Linked DNA regions of Homo sapiens: region 1 is linked to region 2. A link is a loop called in an ENCODE intact Hi-C map of the cell type or tissue named here. Cell type or tissue: K562. All regions are shown on one strand. Links, peaks and the distances in the headings refer to the core of each region. The heading gives the core; the rest is flanking DNA.

Region 1 (2,918 bases), core at 111-2,610, 88 kb before region 2:
GTCCCAGGCTTGAAGGCAGCCCCTGCCTCGCCTCTGGTTCCTTGTGCCTTGATTTGCAGCTCCCTTGGTTAAGCCTTTATGGTCCTGGGAAGTTTCTACTAGGCAGAGAAAGCATTTCTGTAAAGGTTTTCTTTTTTAAAACAAAACGAGTCTCTGTGTGCACCACATCCATTTCTGGCATCTCAGGGCTCACTATTCAGAATGGCCAGTTCCCATTCCCTGAAAAGGGAAGGGGCTCTTTGCTCCAGAGCATGCTGGTTCATTCATACCCCGTCCAGAAAGAGCCACCAGCTTCAGGTGAAGTCACCATTCCAGGCAAAAGTAAAAATAAAATTTCAGTTCCAAAAAATGCCTTCAGCCTATCAAAATCTAAGTTTCGACTTACCAATATCTATTAATATTTTAGAAGCAGATTTTTTTATACAAATATATGGGCATGGAGGCAAGGATATATGAAATAATTCCTTTTACTGTTTTTCTGTAGAATTACCTTCTTATTACCTTGACTTTGATCATCGCTTTTATGTTAATTTATTGCCCCATCCGTGGTTTCCAGATGTCAGCCTGGGCAACGGCTATAACAGTTTGCCTTCTGTTCCATAAGGCAGATGAAATTGGAGCTACTCAGATTTTGGAAACAGCTGTTCCTTATCATTGAGAGACAGTTCAGCAGTTTTACCTTTTCATGAGTCATCAGTTACTGGGCCTAGGAAATGTATTTCCATCTTGTGTCATTGACCCCATATCTTCAAAAGATGACACAACTGAAATAGCTTCATGTAGTTCTTCTAGGCTTATTTCAAGAGTCTGCTTAAAAGGTTGTCTGACACTCTGATCATTAAACCCCAGTGTGATCTTTCTAAGAATGCCTCAGGCTCTCTCATTTAGAAAGACTTAGTGCAACTCATTCATTTGAATGAGTTAATTCTTGCTCAATGCAAAGATCCCACAAACCTTGGGGGCTAGGCTGAGGTCCAGCCGCTAAACTCTGCAATTCCTCACTCTCCTGTTCATACACACACAGACACAACCCTCCTCACCTCCCTGACCTGCCCCTGCCAAAAAATATGAGTCATCCGTCAGTGTCTCGGGGAGTTGAGTGGGGAGCTATCTCAGATGCTGAGTCATGATTTTCAGAGAAGATCTGAACAGATTGCTGTGGTTTTAAATTGCTGAATTGTAGAGAGCATCTAGATTGTTATTTTCAGTATTAAAGATGGGGGTCAGGTTTAGAATCCAGCAAGTGAAAAGCTGTCCTTACTCTGCACTTCTGATCTAGAACTCAGCCTGCACTGAAGGGACTATCTTGTGTTTCTTCTTTTCTCCACTGTGTGAAATCATAACAAGAAACAACCTCTGAGCATAAGATCAGCTTCTAGTATTTAGGGGAAGAAAATGCACATTCCTAAAGTGGTATGACACCAAGCTACCCTACATTGAAAAGCAGCCTACTTTTCCAGCCTGATCTAAAGCAAATCCCAAAATAGCATGGGCTTGATTTATTAAACCTCTGTCCTGTGCAGAGGCTGCCCCACGCCTGACCCCACTGTCCTCCGAACTCCTGCTGCAGCCGTACCCTCCAGCCCTCAGTGGAGCAGGATGTGGGTACAGGCCTGAGCCCTGTGCTGTTTGCTCTTCTTGTTTGCAGGTCGCATGTCTTGAGCCAGCCTGTGACACTCTTGTCTCTGTATCCCCCAGACTGTTCAGTCCACTTCCACATAAACTCAGGAAATAGCAATTATTGCCAGATAATCAGTGAGCTGTCTGAAATCATGAACCAAGGCCAGACCCAGATCCCAGGGTTTTTGTGAACCCTAATCCACCACCGTACACTTAACACCAGGCAGTCTTAGTATGCCCTGGGCCAGATTTCCTCTGTGACAGCTTCTTGATTTGTCTTGTGAAGCCCAGAATATGTACTGGGCTCCTGTGTCTTCGAGGGAAGACAGGTTGGGGAGCAAGATGTGTTGTTTATAGAGCCCGAGAGCCACCTGCAAATTCCAGTGCAGCTCATGGCTGCATGTTACCCTGTGGCCTTCACGTAGGGCCTGTAGTGACAGCCACTACATGCGTGGGCTCCAGGCTGTCACCAAACCTTTACAACACGTAGTAAATAAGTCTAGGGTCCACAACTGCTGGGGAAGGCCTTAAACAAATCTCAAGTCTTCAGGATTTCCGTAGCATTTACATCTTGGTAAATTGAATTCCATAATAGACTTTTCCTTTGCTCAAATATGCAATGTTTTGAGTAATTCCCCATTTATTTTTCATTTTAGAAACTTCGTGAATACTTTCATTCAATTTAAGAAGCCCATTATTGTAGCAGTCAATGGCCCAGCCATTGGTCTAGGAGCATCTATATTGCCTCTTTGCGATGTGGTTTGGGCTAATGAAAAGGCTTGGTTTCAAACACCCTATACCACCTTCGGACAGAGTCCAGATGGCTGTTCTACCGTTATGTTTCCCAAGATAATGGGAGGAGCATCTGTGAGTACCTTTTTAAAAAAAAAAAAAAAAAGTCATTCTAGAAAGCTTCCTGAAGAAATCTAGTTTGGTTATTGTTTTTCTAAAGCTGTACAGTGTGTCATTCTGTGGGGACTTTCCATCTTGTAATTCAGATTTGGGTTCATAGACGTTGTTGACCTTTGTTGCATCATTCCCTAGAGAAGGACTTCATTCACTGAGGAGCCTACCACTTTGCATAATTCACATGGATATCTACTGTTAGTAAATACCCAATCAGTAACCCAACCAACAATTTGCAATTGAAAAGTTCTTCACCTAATAACTTAAAAACTGCACTTTTAAGAGAAGGCAATTTTAAGAGGGAGCAAAGTTACATAGGATTAGAGGGTTGTCGTCCATATAATTGTGTGTTTTTATTTCTTTAACTGTTTAATCCGTTCATTATAGTAGTT
Region 2 (2,918 bases), core at 320-2,819:
ACAACTTTGTGAATACACTAAAAACTACTGAATTGTATGCTTTAAAAGGATGAATATTATGGCAGTGAATTATATCTCAATTTTTTTTAATGTATAAAGAAGACCAAGCATCACAGCTCATCTGTAGTCTGTGCTTTGGGAGGCCAAGGCAGTAGGATTATTTGAGGCCAGGAGTTCAAAAATCAGTCAGACCAACACAGACCCCACCTCTACAACAAATTTAAAAAATAGCTGGGCATGGTGGAGCATGCCTGTAGTCCCAGCTAGTCAGGAGGCCGAAGCGGGAGGACTTCTTGAGCCCAGGAGTGCAAGGCTGCAGTGAGCTATGATCGCACCACTGCACTCCAGCCTGGGCAACACAGCAAGATCCTATCTCTTAAAAAACATAAAAAGTAAAAAGAAGAGAGGGAAAGAGAGAAAAAGATGATGGAAGCCGAGACAAAGATAGTCATGGGGATGGATGAAGCAGGTTCTAGAACTTACCGAAAAAAAAAGGAATAGAGTGTGCCAACAGCTTAGATATAGAGTGTGAGAGAGAAGAGTGGAGGCTGGTTCTCAGGCTCCAGAAGCATAAGCCTGCATGGAGCATAGCGTCACTGAGCAAGACAGGTGTGGAGGATGAGAAGCGGGCCACAGGATGGGAAGGGAATCTGTGTGGAGGCGGTGCCCTAAACATGCTGCCTTGAGGAGGGACCTCTACATGGGGTGGCCGGGCACAGCCAGGTGAGTGGAACGAAGCCACAGTCAGGGGAATCCTCAGGCCGCCCTCCCGTCTGCTCCCCTGAGTGCTGGGCTCTGCAACTCCCTCCATCCCAGCTCGTTTCTTGCCTTCTTTACAGGGATGCTATCTCCTCTAGCAAGCACGCCTTCCCCACCTTCCCCACCCCAGGCTGGGCCCTGGGCTCATCTTTATCTTTGGGATGGCTACGTGGGATTGAAAGGAGTGCCTCCCAGTCTGTGTGCCCTGCTAGGACAGGGATCTATTTGGTTTTTGTTTGTTTGTTTGTTTTCAACTTCATAACCAGACCAAGTTCTGGTACATGGCAGGTATACGAGACATGGTTACTGAACTGGACTAACATTTTATTTAGAGTTGGTCCATTCTCTTAATTACCTATCTGACCCTCATTCTTAGGCTATGATGGCCAAAACCCCATGTGGCATTCCAGGTGTGGACCTGCCACAAGGCAGTTGTGTGCGGGAGAGATCGCAGCGTGGGGTTAACTGGGCTGCTTCCCAGTCTTGGTTCTGCCCTGAGCTCGTTGCTTCTCTTCAGCCGGGTGAACATAAATCTCTCTAGGACTTCGTTATAAAGTAAGGCCTGTGCCCTAGATGTCCCTGGAGACAGCGCCATCTGGTGGAACTTCCTGTAACGATCGAGATGTTCCGTCTGTGCCGTCCAACATGGGAGCCATGCAGGACACATGGTGACTGAGCACTGGGACTGTGTGCCGCGTGACCAAGAGCAGCTCAGCTCTAAAGTCTCCTCCAGCTTTATGATGTCACTTCCTGTATCTTCTCTACACATTCTTTCCTTCAGCCTGTTGTTTGTAAGTTTTTATGTAGGAAAGTAGAAAATTCAGAATATGTTTCATCAGGTTTTTGTTTGGCAAAGTGTCAACATGTTTATAACAGAGTTAAAGATAAAGGAAACCTTTTGGGTTATTTTGGAGAATTGAGGGCAAGACAAAAGGCTCCCTAACTGCAGGGAAAGGGGAGGCAAGTCATGAGCTCTGAGAAGGCCTGGCAGTGTCTGTGAACACATGAGATGTGCCTGTCACCCCAACTCTGCCAAGGCAGCGTGCAAACAGCCCCTGTTGCACCTCCACTTTCTGCCTGGAGGCCCGAGCAACCGAAGGCTGTCACATCAGCCCAGCTACTGGGAAATGCCAATTTGGAAGCCCAGGACTTACCGCCAAACCTACGGGCCAGTCCCCCGTACATGTAAAAGTACACCCACCCCAGCATGGACATGATATTTATAGGAGTGTTTCTCAACTGAGGGCAATTTTGCCCCCTGGGGACATTTGGTTGTCACAAATGAGGGAGGGGGTGCTAGTGGCATCTAGTGGGTGGAGGCCAGGGGTGCTGCTCAACCTCCCACAGCCCACAGGACAGCCCCCACAACGGAATTACCCAGCTGCCCCAAACCTCGGTAGTGCTGAGGTTGTGATACCCTGATTTATGGCAACATTCCCTCTGAAAACACAAAGCTCTATTACTTGGATCCCTGGAGCAGAAGTAACTTTTTAATAAACAAAATGGCTTATTTTCAGACAATTTCATCATCTGGTTCTCTTTATTAACTATGAATAAGGCCAGCAGTTCTTCTTGTTTCCTGTTATTTACATCATATACAATTTATTAATATCTCACTTAGGTAGAGTGCAAATGACATAGCCAATTAAGTGAAAAAAAGAATCATCACAACATTTTAAAAATTATATTGATCAATGGAAACACTCAATCTTATATGAGAGGCATATTTTTCTACTTTGTTCTTGCATAATTTCAACTTTCTTTTCCTACTTTCACAGGAAAAATATATATGCACATATTTGTATTCATTTTAAATGGGCTATACTTTGTAATTACCACTAGGCTGTAAAAATGCTAGTATTTATAAATGCAGTTAGATAATATTTACCAGACAATATCATCAAGTATTTAATATTTAGATTCAAGAGCTTCATACGTATTAATTAACTATGAGCGTCTTGCAAGGTAATATTTTCTAGTTTCATTGAGGGAAACCAAGGCGTAATAAGGGATAAGCGGTTCCCTCAAGGCTGTAAGAAGGAGCAAGTTCCAAATATTCCTATATTTCTATTTCTTGGGTCTGTGTATACAAACTAGCAAATAATTACTTTTTAGTTTTAATAGCTCAACTTTTTATTCACTGTTTTTTAAAACTGAGT

Evidence for each region. Hi-C counts contacts between places; a loop is a spot of excess contacts. Peaks named below come from ENCODE experiments on the same cell type or tissue, not always from the same donor. Only the 100,000 strongest peaks of a DNase experiment are listed, where the experiment ranks them.
Region 1: it touches region 2 in a loop (2.5-fold over the local background); 4 of 110 quality-filtered maps call a loop at or near these places.

Annotation. Positions count from the first base shown.
Region 1 is chr6:4,941,270-4,944,187 of GRCh38, forward strand. CDYL (chromodomain Y like) reads left to right here. Exons shown (of 7, transcript NM_004824.4): 5 at 2,277-2,487. Among named protein-coding and RNA genes, the nearest start is that of LYRM4-AS1, 61 kb to the right of the region's middle. In K562, for the core only: no CTCF peak of the experiment used is centred there; DNase peaks (open chromatin) are centred at 682 and 1,082.
Region 2 is chr6:5,029,473-5,032,390 of GRCh38, forward strand. All of the region lies in intron 2 of LYRM4-AS1 (LYRM4 antisense RNA 1), which reads left to right. It also overlaps a transcript of LYRM4 not described here. Among named protein-coding and RNA genes, the nearest start is that of RPP40, 27 kb to the left of the region's middle. RefSeq lists a silencer at 1,326-1,486. In K562, for the core only: a CTCF peak has its summit at 1,355 (motif pointing left); a DNase peak (open chromatin) is centred at 1,379.